Linked DNA regions of Homo sapiens: region 1 is linked to region 2. The links are chromatin contacts, found by Hi-C in ENCODE. All regions are on one chromosome and are shown on one strand. The core of a region is the stretch at or near the end of the contact, and the rest is flanking DNA. Distances in the headings are between cores, read along the strand shown.

Region 1 (6,209 bases), core at 2,603-5,102, 1.2 Mb before region 2:
TTTATCTCAATAAAAGTATTAATTTCTTTTGCACTTTGGGAGGCTGAGGTGGGTGGATCACCTGAGGTCAGGAGTTCGAGACCAGCCTGATCAAAATGATGAAATGCCGTCCCTACTAAAAATACAAAATCAGCTGGGCGTGGTGGCGCATGCCTGTAATCCCAGCTACTTGGGAGGCTGAGGCATGAGAATTGCTTGAACCTGGGAGGCAGAGGTTGTAGTGAGCTGAGATTGCGCCACTGCACTCCAGCCCGGCGACAAGAGTGAAACTCCACTCAGTCTCAAAACAAAAACAAAAAAAGAAAGAAAACAAATCTATAGGTTCCTCATCAAGAGAAGGTGGTAGGTCAAGGTAGCAGTTACACATTCAATATCACATATCTACTAAGCATCTACTGGGAACACTTGGTAGCAAAAGCTGGAAGTACAGACATGAATAAGACTGTACCCACCTGAGGCCGGGCGCGGTGGCTCACGCCTGTAATCCCAGCACTTTGGGAGGCCGAGGCGGGTGGATCACGAGGTCAGGAGATCGAGACCATCCTGGCTAACACGGTGAAACCCCATCTCTACTAAAAATACAAAAAATTAGCTGGGCGCGGTGGCGGGCGCCTGTAATCCCAACTACTGTGGAGGCTGAGGCAAGAGAATGGTGTGAACCCGGGAGGCGGAGCTTGCAGTGAGCCAAGATAGCGCCACTGCACTCTGGCCTGGGCGAAAGAGCGAGATCCGTCTCAAAAAAAAAAAAAAAAAAAAAAAAAAAAAAAAAAAAAAGACTGTACTCACCTGAAGGAGCTAACTTCTAGTTTTTTCATTCCAGACAGAATGTTGGTGGGCACCTCTGCACAGCCACAGATTTTTTGGAAGCCATTTCAAAATGAAATGTTGGCCAGGTGTGATGGCTGATGCCTGTAATCCCAACACTTTGGGAGGCTGAGGTGGGTGGATCACTTGTGGTCAGGAGTTCGAGACCAGCCTGACCAACATAGTGAAACCCCGTCTCTACTAAAAGTACAAAAATTAACCAGGCGTGGTGGTGTACAACTGTAATCCCAGCTACTGGGGAAGCTGAAGCAAGAGAATCGCTTGAACCCTGGAGGCGGAGGTTGCAGTGAGCTGAGATTGTGCCACTGCACTCCAGCCTGGGTGACAAAGCAAGACACCACCTCAAGAAAAAAAAAATTAAAGAAAATAAAAAACAACTATCTAATATCGAAAAAATGGGAGATAGGTTTTTAAAAAATAAGGTAGAATCCTATAGTAATTTCAAACAATAGCGAAGACGTGTTTGCTGGAATCGGGAGTATCATGATTGGAAACAACCTAAATGTCCAGCATTGACAGGACAGATCAATCTATCGTGCTGTACTGTTGAGTGAAATTGCTCATGGATGTTAAAATAAAGCTACATCAACATGGAAAATCTTCACAAGGTCAAGCAAAAACATGCAAGTTGCTTGAGGGATACACACCACGCAGTGTCTTTTATGTAAAGACCTGCAAAACATATTATATGTTAATCATGGATGAAAATTTTTGAAATGGGAATTATAATTATTAAATCATGATACTGATTTCTCTAGGGAGGGAAGGGTACTTATGAGAACTTAACTATATTTTATTTCTTAAAAACAAAAAAGATCCAAAGCAAACATCACAACTCATCTAAGTTGGTTGCGGGGTTGGGGGTTATTTATTCTCAATCGCTACGCTACTGAATTCCCACATGCATAATAGCTTTACTCAAATTGATTATCTTGCAGCTCTGGAGACGAGCAAAAGTCATGAGTCTCATGGGGCTAAAATCAAGGCATCACTGGGACAAGCTTTCTCCAGACCCTCTAGGGGAGAATGAGTTCCTTTGCCTTTTCCAGCTTGCACAAGCCACCTGCATTCCTTGATTCATGGCCCCTTCCTCCATCTTCAGAGCCAGCTGGTGCCATCTTCCAGTCTCACTCTGACTCTGACCCTCCTGCCTCCCTCCTGCAAGGACCTTTGTGATTTCATCATATCCACCCAGATAATCCAGGATCATCTCCCCATCTCAAGATCTGTTCAATCTGCAAGGAGCATTTTGCCGTATAGAGTAATATATTCACAGGCTCCAGGGATTAAGACAAGGGCATCTTGGGAGCAGAGAGCGTTTATTCTGCCTATCATAGAGGGTTGGAAATAACAATAATAATAATAATAATAATAATAGCAATAGTATCACAATAGCGAAGATAGGGAATCAACCCAAATGCCCATCAACAATAGACTGGATAAAGAAAATATGGTACATATACACCATGGAATACTATGCAGCCATAAAACGGAACGAGATCGTGTCCTTCGCAGGGACATAGATGAAGCTGGAAGCCATCATCCTCAGCAAACTAACACGGGAACAGAAAACCAAACACTGCATGTTCTCAATCATAAGTGGGAGCTGATCAATGAGAACACATGGACACAGGGAGGAGAACAACACACACCAGGGCCTGTTGGGGAGCAGGGTAAGGATGGAGGAGAGCATCAGAATAAATAGCTAATACATGCAGGGCTTAATATCTAGGTGATGAGCTGATAGGTGCAGCAAGCCACGATGGCAAACGCTTACCTATGTATCCCACACATTCTGCACATGTATCCCAGAACTTACAATAAAAGTAAATTTAAACAATAATAATAGCAATAGTAGCTCTTATAGAGTGCTTGGGATATTTGCCAGGTACTATGATACCCAAAGTATGATACATAATTAACTCCCCTAATCCTCATGAGAGTCCAGTGTAATAGGTACCATTATTATCCTATTTTACAGATGAGTGCAATGAAAAGTTAAGTAACTTGTCCATGGCCACAAATGGGATAAGTGGCATAGCCAAGATCTGAACCCAGGCAGTCAGACCCTGGATCCCTTGCTCTTGAGTATGTGGGGTCTGTCATATTATTTTTTAAACCAACATCGACATTTAAAATAGTTAATAACAGGCTGGGCTCAGTGGTTCACACCTGTAATCCCAGCACTTTAGGAGGCCAAGGTGGGAGGATCACGAGGTCAGGAGATCGAGACCATCCTGGCTAACACGGTGAAACCCCATCTCCACTAAAAATACAAAAAAATTAGCCAAGTGTGGTGGCGGGCGCCTGTAGTCCCAGCTACTCGGGAGGTTGAGGCAGGAGAATGGTGTGAACCTGGGAGGCGGAGCTTGCAGTGAGCCAAGATGGTGCCATTGCACCTGGGCAATAGAGCGAGACTCTGTCTCAAAAAAAAAAAAAAAAAATTAATAACAGGCCAGGCTCAGTGGCTTGCACCTGTAATCCCAGCACTTTGGGAGGCCAAGATGGGAGGATCTCTTGAGGCCAGGAGTTCAAGGCTACAGTGACCTATGGTCACACCACTGCACACCAACCTGGGTGACAGAGCAAGACCCTGCCTCAAAAAATTAATTAATTCATTAACTAAAATAAATTAGTTAATAATACTAACATGGTCACAAAGTAGTACAAAATGAAAAAGGCAGATTACTAAAGTACATTACAAAAGGGTCGCATGTTGTGAAAATGTCTTGTGAATAAAGTTTTGTTGGACAAAAAGATTTGGAAGGTGGTACACCAGGTGTTAACACCATCTCTCTGGGTAGGGGGGTGGCGGGGGCTAAGGGGTTGTTTTTCTCACCCAGAAGTAGGTTAAAATGTGTCTACCAATGAACACATAGTACTTCTATAATGAGGGGGAAAAAGCAGTTGTTTTAATTAGGAGAAATATGCAAGGCCAGAGGGAAGCAGCTCAGAGCTGTCTAAACAGGAAACTGGCGTAACGTTCACTCTGCGCCACGCTGGGCTTGGGCCCTTCTTGCCTCCCCAGGGACACGGGCCCTCCTTCAGTCATGCTACTACCTGGTGTAGGGGCTTTTCCCACTGGTGGAGGCTGGTGGCAGGCCAGGGACATCCTGGAGTGGCTGGTAGTGCTGGGGAGAGAGACACCTGGCCGGTGAAATCCAGCCGAAGCAGGAGCAGAGAAGACGCAGTGGGATCCCTGAAGTCCTGAGGCCGGGGAGGCCAGCCCCTCCTCCACCTCTTCTGAGCTCTGCGGGGTCTCCTCTTCCTGCTGCACATGCTCTCACCATGCCTTGCCTAATTTTGCTAGTTTCCATTCTACAAATTAGTAAGTTCCCATTTCCTTCTTTCTCAAAACAGAATCCTTCACACACACAGATACTTCACCTCCCAAAACTCACGCCTACCCCTGGCCTCCAGCACAACTTGTATAGATGAAAGCAGCACCTTACAGCTTCTTCCCAACAGCCCTGTGACAGTGGAGTGGCCCCCAGGCTGTGATGTGGTATCATCACTGTTTCTATTTCCAGAACTTCACCTTCACCCTGTCGACGCTCCTTCTCCAAGCCCAGGCCTCCCCAGCCTCCCAGAAGCACTGGGCTGCTTTTATATCCAGGCTCAGGTCCAAGAGCACTTAACCCCAGAGGACCCCTAGCTGTGTGCTACAGAAGAGCAGGAGGAGGACACCCCCTACACATGCGAGCTATGTCTCAGCCTGTCCCATGTCCCCCACGCAAACACAAATGCAGGCACCTGCTGCCTGAGGAGACATATGGCAGCATGGCTGGGAGGCACCCTGTGTTAAGTACATACTGGACTTGTGACAATCACTTACAAACTGAATCCTCCCAGTGATCTGATGGGGTAAGCTCCACTATTACCCCATCTTATAGATAAGAAAACTGAGACTCAGGCCAGGCGCGGTGACTCACACCTGTAATCCCAACACTTTGGGAGGCCAATGCAGGCAGATCACTTGAGGTCAGAAGTTCAAGGCCAGCCTGGTCAACATGGTGGAACCCCATCTCTACTAAAAATACAAAAATTAGCCAGGTGAGGTGGAGGGTACCTGTAATCCCAGCTACTCAGGAGGCTGAGGCAGAATAATTGCTTGAACCCGGGAGGCAGAGGTTGCAGTGAACTGAAATTGTGCCGCTGCACTTCAGCCTGGGGACAGAGTGAGACTCCATCTCAAAAAAAAAAAAGACAAGAAAAAAGAAAACTGAGACTCAAAGAGGCCAAGTAGATTGCCTAAGGTCACACAGTCACTAAGTGCCAGGACCACGAGTGGAACCACGGTGTATGGTTAAAGAGGAAGTTGTCACAGAGGTGCCCTATCTCAACCCCAGATACTGCTGCCATGGTTAGGAAGAAACCGGAAGTCCGAGGCTGAAAGGGGCAGCCAGGGCCTTTTCCTGATTCATCTGTTAACCAGGTATCTGAGGAGCACCAGCCACAGGCCAGATATGGGCCAGGTGCTGGGAAGTCCCCCTTATGAACAGAACAGACAGGGTCCCTGGCCTCCCAGCACTCTTAGTCTGTGGGTCAGGACTACCGAAGGCCTGGCCCCAAGATCGGGCCTTGCATGAAAGCAGGAAAAGTCAACCCCAGGATTTCTGATTTCAACCCCAAACTGCACAGCACCTAAATCTCTCCCAAGACAAATCAAGACACATAATTTTGCGAGCCTGATATACAAAAACCCGCATTTATATCTAAGACAGACTAGGGGACAGGTAGTGGAGATAATTTTTTTTTTTTCAAAAATGATTCACCAAGGGACATCTTTAACTAGATCCCTCCCCCAACTCAGCACAATCCCTAAGACGTTGGACCTGCACTGACTTGTCAGGAACTCCAAATATACCTGCATTCCCAGAACTTGGTGCTATTTTGAGGGACAAATGCTGCCTCCCTCGTTTACCCACTACACTGTATTCCCTCTTACACCCTCAGGGCCCAGGCCAGAACCAACGCAGCTAGAAAATAACATGACACGTGGAAGAAAGCAACGCCTCTTAAATTCCGTTATGACAAACCACAACCCATCCATAGTATCAGTGGCTGAATGGGTAGGTCAATCCCTGTACTCACCCCGTTGCCCTCAGGCCCCTGTTACATGAGAGTGTATTTGTGTGTTAGGCCTGCCACTCATGAAATACCAAAAATTGGATGGCCGAAACAACAGAAGTTTGTCTCACAGTTCTGGAGACCAGAAGTCCAAAATCAAAGTGTTGGCGAGGCTGGTTCCTCCTGAGGGAGCACCCCTGGTGTTCCTTAGCTTGCAGATGCATGACTCAGATTTCTGTATCTGTCTTCACATGGCCTTCTCTCCCTGTGTCTCTCTCTCCTCTTCTCATAAGGAAACCAGTCATATTGGATTA
Region 2 (6,702 bases), core at 3,628-6,127:
AAAGAGCTTTTATGTATATGAGTGGTATCTACTGATATTTAAGATATTAGAAATGTAATGAAGAAATTTTAAAAAGTTTTAACTCACATAAATATAACAATAATAGACCCGTTACATATTGACATGAATAACATTTTTATGAAAAACAACTGCATTTTCCAAAATAAAAAAGTAGTGAGAAGAGTGGCATTCTTTTGTATTTTTAAAAATCTTTTAAATGTCTGATGTAATAGATGACAGGTGGATTTTATATCTGCTTCTGTATTCAATCTGTTGTGATATCACATATCATGTAGCTTCTGGAATATTCAACCAGACGCTCATGACAGTAAGAATGAAAAAAGTAAGCAATGCCTTAGTATTATTAATATGAAAATAGCCTTGACTTCACAGGCTCCCTGGAGGGGTCTTAGGGACCCCTAGAATTTCCCAGAAAATACTTTGAGAACTGCTGCTCCACACCATGCGTCATCCAAGAGAGTGGTGTTGGACACACCACTTTTGGGGTTGCAGTGGTTAGTGCTATGATCCTAGACTGGTAGACTGGCAGTTAGGTAGTAATGGTGTGTCGACCAGACTTTTGACTCAAAACAAACTCACAGATACGGCTATTCCTGGTCCAAAATTCATTCGCAAGGAGTAAGAGAATCTGTGAGCTGGAGGAGTGCTGATGATAAAAGACAAAGTATAAGACATCTCAAAATCATCATCATGACTACAAGACATTGAGCAATTGCAAAGTACCTTACTGAGCATATTTCCTCCAGTTTTTAGATGAAGTAGGAGAACCCCAGATAACTGATTTGCCACTGTCACACCTGTGTTGATGAAAAGAGTCAAGCTCTGTGAAATATTTGAAGAGATTTATTCTGAGCCAAATATGAGTGACCCATGACCCATGACGGAGCCCTCAGGAGATCCTGAGAACATGTGCCCAAGGTGGTCGGGCTACAACGTGGTTTTATACATTTTAGGAAGACATAAGACATCAATTAATACATGTAAGCTGTACATTGGTTTGGTCCAGAATGGTGGAACAACTAGAAGTGAAAATGAGGGAGTGAGGGGGTGGGGTGAGGTGGTGGTGGTTGGGGTGGAGGGGTAGTTCCAGGTCATAGGTAGATCAAAGATCTTCTGATTGACAGTTGATGGAAAGAGTTAAGTTATTGTCTAAAGACTTGGAATCAATAGAAAGGAATGTCTGAGTTAAATAAGGGGTTGTGGAGACCAGGCTTTTATCATGCAGTTGAAGCCTCCAGGTAGTAGGCTTCAGAGAGAATAGATGTACATATTTCTTATCAGACTTAAAGAGTCTTTTCTATCAGTCTTAAGGTTTGTGTTGATGTTAATACTGGTCAGCTGGGCCTGAACTCCAAAGGCAGGAGCATGTCCAACTCCTGCTTCCCATGATGGCCTGCATTAGTTTTTCAGGCTAACTTTAGAACGCCCTTGGCCAAGGGGAGGGGTCCGTTCAGATGGTTGAGGGGCTTAGAATTTTATTTTTAGTTTACACCTGGTACACAGCAGAGATGGGCGTGAGGCAGCAGGTGGGGAAACTTTTCTGCCTAGGTACAGCTTGGCTCCATCCCTTTACAGTCTCTGCTCTGTCCTTTGTTGGTGTGGCTACTCGGCAAATCATTAGATAAATGTGCAAAAGTCGTGGAATTGCAAGGTGTGGCTCTAGCAAGATTCAGTTTAGGGGTTTTTCTATGGCATTCCCTATAGACAATTTTGAAAAATACCCAGAAACAGCTCCATGCCTGGAAAGGAAATGCCAAAACCAGCCTGATTAAGACTGAAACTCCAGATGTCATCAAATTTCCAAACATGTGCATTTCTTGGTGGGTGGCAAGCAGTAGCCTGGGTGCTGACTCACCAGGCTGGGATCCAAGTGGCTGGGGTTGTTTCCCACAAGAATGGTTCATCAGCTGGTTGCCATTGTGCCACTGCTGTGTTTGCTCTTCTCCGGCCCAGACAGTCCTCACCATTTCCGAAGGTCCACACTGAGGTCCACACTTCTTCATCTGAAGCACACGTAGGGCATGCACATCTGGCTTTGGAGCTCTTGGTTGGCAAATCAGCAGCTCATCCTCTGTCTAATGAACCCATGGGGTTGGGACACAGAGTTGAAGGGGTGAAGTTCTGCATCTGACCTTCCATGAATCCTTTACCTTCTTATTGCTAAAGCATCGTTGAATTTTAATCTTTCTCTCAGGCTCCTATATCCAGTTAACGACCAAGTCCTTTGAAACCTGACTCCTCAACATTGTTCTTATCTATCCCTTCCTCTCATTCCTATCATGGTAGGTTCTTTCATTTTATCTCCTGATTCTCTCTCCTAGCTGGTCACCTACCCTTCAGTCTAATCCAGCATTTCCTAAACTTTACCTTTTTGATTTTGTCCACATCTCTCTCCCATCTGTAGTATTCAACCTTGCACGTTTGTTTACATTGACTGCATTTATTATATAAAATCTAACATTGTACTGTCTACATAAACACCTGTAAAACATATACACATACATTTTCTAAAAACTTAGCTAGTAAAATAAACCTGTGCACAACATAAAGACATAAAATACTTTGAAATATCTCCATTGGTGCATGGAGCACTCTTTGGGAAACTCGAAACCCATTCTTTACTCTGCAGCTGGGGTGGTCTTTTTATTAATTTAAAATTTTTTATTATTAAATGTTTTTATTTTAATAGCTTTAGGGGTACAAGTGGTTTTTTGTTACGTGGACGAATTATACAGTAGTAAAGTCTGGGCTTTTAGTGTAATCATCTCCTGAGTAGTGTGATGAGTACTTGGGTACGCATCACACTACTACATTGTGCCCAAAAGGTGATTTTTTTTCATCCTTTACCCCCCTCCCACCCTTCCTCCTTCTGAGTCTCTAATGTGATTATACCACTCTGCATGCTTTTGTGTACCTATAACTTAGCTCCCACTTATAAGTGAGAACATGCGGTATTTGGTTTCCCATTCCTGAGTTACTTCACTTAGGATAATGGCCTCCAGTCCCATCCAAGTTGCTGCAAAAGACATTATTTCACTCTTTTTTTAAATGGCTGAGTAGTTTTCCTTGGTGTGTGTGTGTGTGTGTGTGTGTATACACCACTTTTATATGGTATATACGTACATATGTATATCCATGCCATATTTTCTTTATCCACTCATTGGTTGATGGACATTTAGGTTGATTCCCTATCTTTGCTACTGTGCATAGTGCTGTGATAAACATATGAGCAGATATCATTTTTATATAATGATTTCTTTTCCTTTGAGTAGATACCCAGTAGTGGGATTGCTGGATCAAATAGCAGATCTACTTTCAGTTCTTTGAGAAATCCAGGAGTGGTCTTTTAAAAACACAAATTCGAATACATTACTCTACAGATTAAAATCCATTGAAGGCTTTGTACCAGATTCAGTTTAAATACCATCCTGTATCTGAGCACTTGCCTTGCTTTCTAGCTGGGGCAGCCCTAGCAGCGTCTTATATTGTTCCCTAGTTTTATAGCCAGGTTGTTGAGGCAGCAGGTGGGGAAGCCAGGTAGTAGGCTTCAGAGAGAATAGATATACATGTTTCTTATCAGACTTAAAGAGTCTTTTCTGTCAGTCTTAAGGTCTGTGTTGATGTTAATGCTCGTCAGCTGGGCCTGAATTACAAAGGGAGGAGCATGCCTCTACTGTTGCTCCAAATCCCAGTTACTGTTAGGGTCTCTCCGGCCATGAGCCTGCATGGCCCTCTTTTCTCCTGCCCAGGGGCTTCCTCCAGGTGCAAGACACTACATGATCCACCTGGTGTTCCCACATGCCCAGTGCTTACACATCAGAAGTGCAGGAGTTAATCACCTATGGGGCAAATGTTGACCAATGCCTTATGGAAGCCTTGTGTAAAGTCCCCTGTCTTCCCTCGCTTAGATGGATGTTTCAGAGATGCAATCTTTCTCACGTTCTCTGCAAAGATGCCTGGTAAAGCCAAAGAGATCATCTTGTCACCAAGTCATGACCAGTTGGGTAATGACATCCTTCTATTTGCTCCCAGTGCCTCCCTTACTTACTCCCCCTTTCCCTCATTTCTACTTCCCAGGGATTGCACTCCCTGGAAAGCTTTACCCTCGGGCTCAGTTTCCTAGGGAACCACGGACTAGAAGTTCTCATTTTGAGGTCTTCATAGACCTCATCTCTTCTCATGATGCCACTCCTTCTTCTCCCTGTACTCAATGTTCCAACTTCTACAATCTACTCTTGGTTTCCCCTACCAGCCAGCAGTCCCATTCCTTTGTTTACACTGTGTCCTTGTCTTCAAAACCTATTAATACCTATTATTCTATCAAGACTTCACTCAGGGATCACCCCTCTCCCCCACCGCCAGGAGCCTTCCCTGATCCTCCTCCCCTCTCCACATAGAATTAATCATTCCTCTTCTTCACCCTGTTGTATTCTTCCAGAGTTCTCTGATAGCAGCTCCACTTGGTACTTCATTGCATGTACTTATTCATGCTCAAATGCAAGTTCCACAAGGGAAGATATTTTTTGCATTTTGTACATTTTTGTGCCCATTTTTTGAATAAATGAATATCTGACCCTTTCAGCTATGCGACTATGTTTTGCACATCAGTGTCTCCAAATGCCATCCTAGGGCCATTGTAGGGTGTACAGAGCAGAAGCTCATACATATTTGATGAATGCATGAGTGAAATTTAGTCTAAATCATTGAGCATGTATTGAACAATCATCATGAGCAGAGATGAACCCCTCATGCTAACCATTTGCCTCAACAATGCACAAAGTTTCTCACAAAAAGCAGCCAGACGCTGTGGATGAGTCATTTCAAAACCAACCCAGTACTAAGAAGACAACCACAAGCTTTGAGTCGCTACATGGCTGGCCAGAAGCTTGATCTTCTGAGTGTGAGTCCCAGCTGGGAAGCACAAACTATTGTGTTCACCGCAGGAGTCAGAAATGCCTGGGCCTGTCTAGAAGATGATGGGATGGCCTCATGGAGATTCTTTGCTCAGGGTCTCCTGGGAAAGAAACATTCTGAAGGAAGATTGAATCCAGGCCAAAAGCTTGCTGCAAGAACAGAGGTCCATATCTGAGGAAGGCGCTTCCCCACTGAACTCCCCCTAGAGCAAGGCAGCTATGGTAAAACCTGAGCACAGAACCAAAGAGCTGCTTCATATCAAAACTTGGTGAGGCGCTGCAAGCACAGAGCCGTGGTGTTTTTTAACCAGGGAAACAGGATGTAGCCCGAGTGGGGATAGGTACTTTCCCACCAGGGGTGGTTGTTGGAGCCCATGATGGCGTCAAGCTAGAGGACATAGTGCAGTGCAGTGGGGCTTTGGGAACAGCAATGGACGCTTCCACAGAGAGATGGCGCTGGAGCTGGTGAGCAGGACTATATGGCAGGCTCCATGGAATACCTAAAAGGGGCTTGTTCTTGAGCTGATGTGTGATGCCCCTGGTAGCATATAGTGGGGATAATGGGAAGATTAAGTCAGAGAAGGAAAGTTTTTGTATTGCTGTTGCTATTTTATATTTTTATTGTTGTATCAAATGACCCTAGGTTCTGACATATATATAAACCATTGGTAATTGATTTAATTATATAATTTATGTAAAGTCTTAACCCAATGTCTGTACATAGTAAGTGCTCAATTGCTTTTAGCTATTATTATTATTATTATTAATGAAGGAGATAGTACTAATTCATCCAGGCCGCTATAACAAAATACCATAAACTGGGTAGCCTATAAGCCACTGAAATCCATTGCTCACAGTTCTAGAGGCTGGGAAGTCCAAGATCAAGGCACCAGTAGATTTTATGTCTGGTGAGAGCCTACTTTCTCAGATGGCACCTTCTCACTGCGTCCTCACATGATGGAAGGAGCAGGGAGCTCTCTCAGGCCTATTTTATAAGGGCACTGATTCCATTCATGGTGGATTTGCCCTCATAACCTAATCAACTCGTAAAGGCCCCGCCTCCTAATACCATCACCTTGGCAGTTACATTTCAACATAGGAATTTTAGGGGAACACAAAAATTCACACCATAGCACCAGGGTCGGGGATAGAGAAATGGCTTTTGATTACAATTGCTCTGACCCCTGTTTTTATCTCTGGACTAATAATAGGGCTGGGGATCACATAGGCAATGTTTAAATACGTGTGTTGAAGTTATTAAAAAAAGAAGGAGAGAAAGAGAGACTCAGAATAGAGACTTGCAGATTCTAGTTTCCATCTTGGTTCTACCCACATGGATTGAGTGTCACCATATGTCCCTGGGCTAGGCACTCTTGGCTTGCCATTGTACTTAACCCTCTTGGAATTTTTCTGAGTCGTAATTTTTCCCTGTGAAAGATAGGGAAACTGAGGCTTGGGGACTGGAAGATATCTAGTAAGTCTTGCTCTCCTGTGAAATATAGGGAAATTGGCCAGGCAAGGTAGCTCAAGCGTGTAATCCCAGCACTTTGGGAAGCTGGGGTGGGTGAATTACCTCAGATCGGGAGCTCGAGACCACCCTGACCACATGGAGAAACCCCATCTCTACTAAAAATACAAAATTAGCCAGGCATGGTGGTGCATGCCTGTAATCCCTGCTACTCGGGAGGCTGAGGCAGGAGAATCGCTTGAACCCAGGAGGCGGAGGTTACAGTGAGCCGAGATCATGCTATTGTACTACTCCCGTCTG

What was found. Hi-C counts contacts between places; a loop is a spot of excess contacts on that map. Pooled maps may share reads with other maps.
Region 1: a loop to region 2 is called in a pooled map, with 6 times the contacts of the local background. The contact joins two enhancer-like sites. A Hi-C loop is called at or near these places in 2 of 37 single-sample maps with no recorded cell type and 2 of 50 pooled maps.

What each region holds. Positions count from the first base shown.
Region 1 is chr16:81,796,659-81,802,867 of GRCh38, reverse strand. The region is part of intron 2 of PLCG2 (phospholipase C gamma 2); the gene reads right to left. Among named protein-coding and RNA genes, the nearest start is that of PLCG2, 20 kb to the right of the region's middle. RefSeq lists enhancers at 3,824-4,433, 4,704-5,123, 5,174-5,223. Within about 2 kb of position 3,852, at least 12 of the 41 ENCODE cell types and tissues checked have a DNase peak (open chromatin) inside an H3K27ac peak, as active enhancers do.
Region 2 is chr16:80,578,831-80,585,532 of GRCh38, reverse strand. No RefSeq gene overlaps it. Among named protein-coding and RNA genes, the nearest start is that of LINC01227, 9.4 kb to the right of the region's middle. RefSeq lists an enhancer at 4,867-5,356. Within about 2 kb of position 4,877, at least 3 of the 41 ENCODE cell types and tissues checked have a DNase peak (open chromatin) inside an H3K27ac peak, as active enhancers do.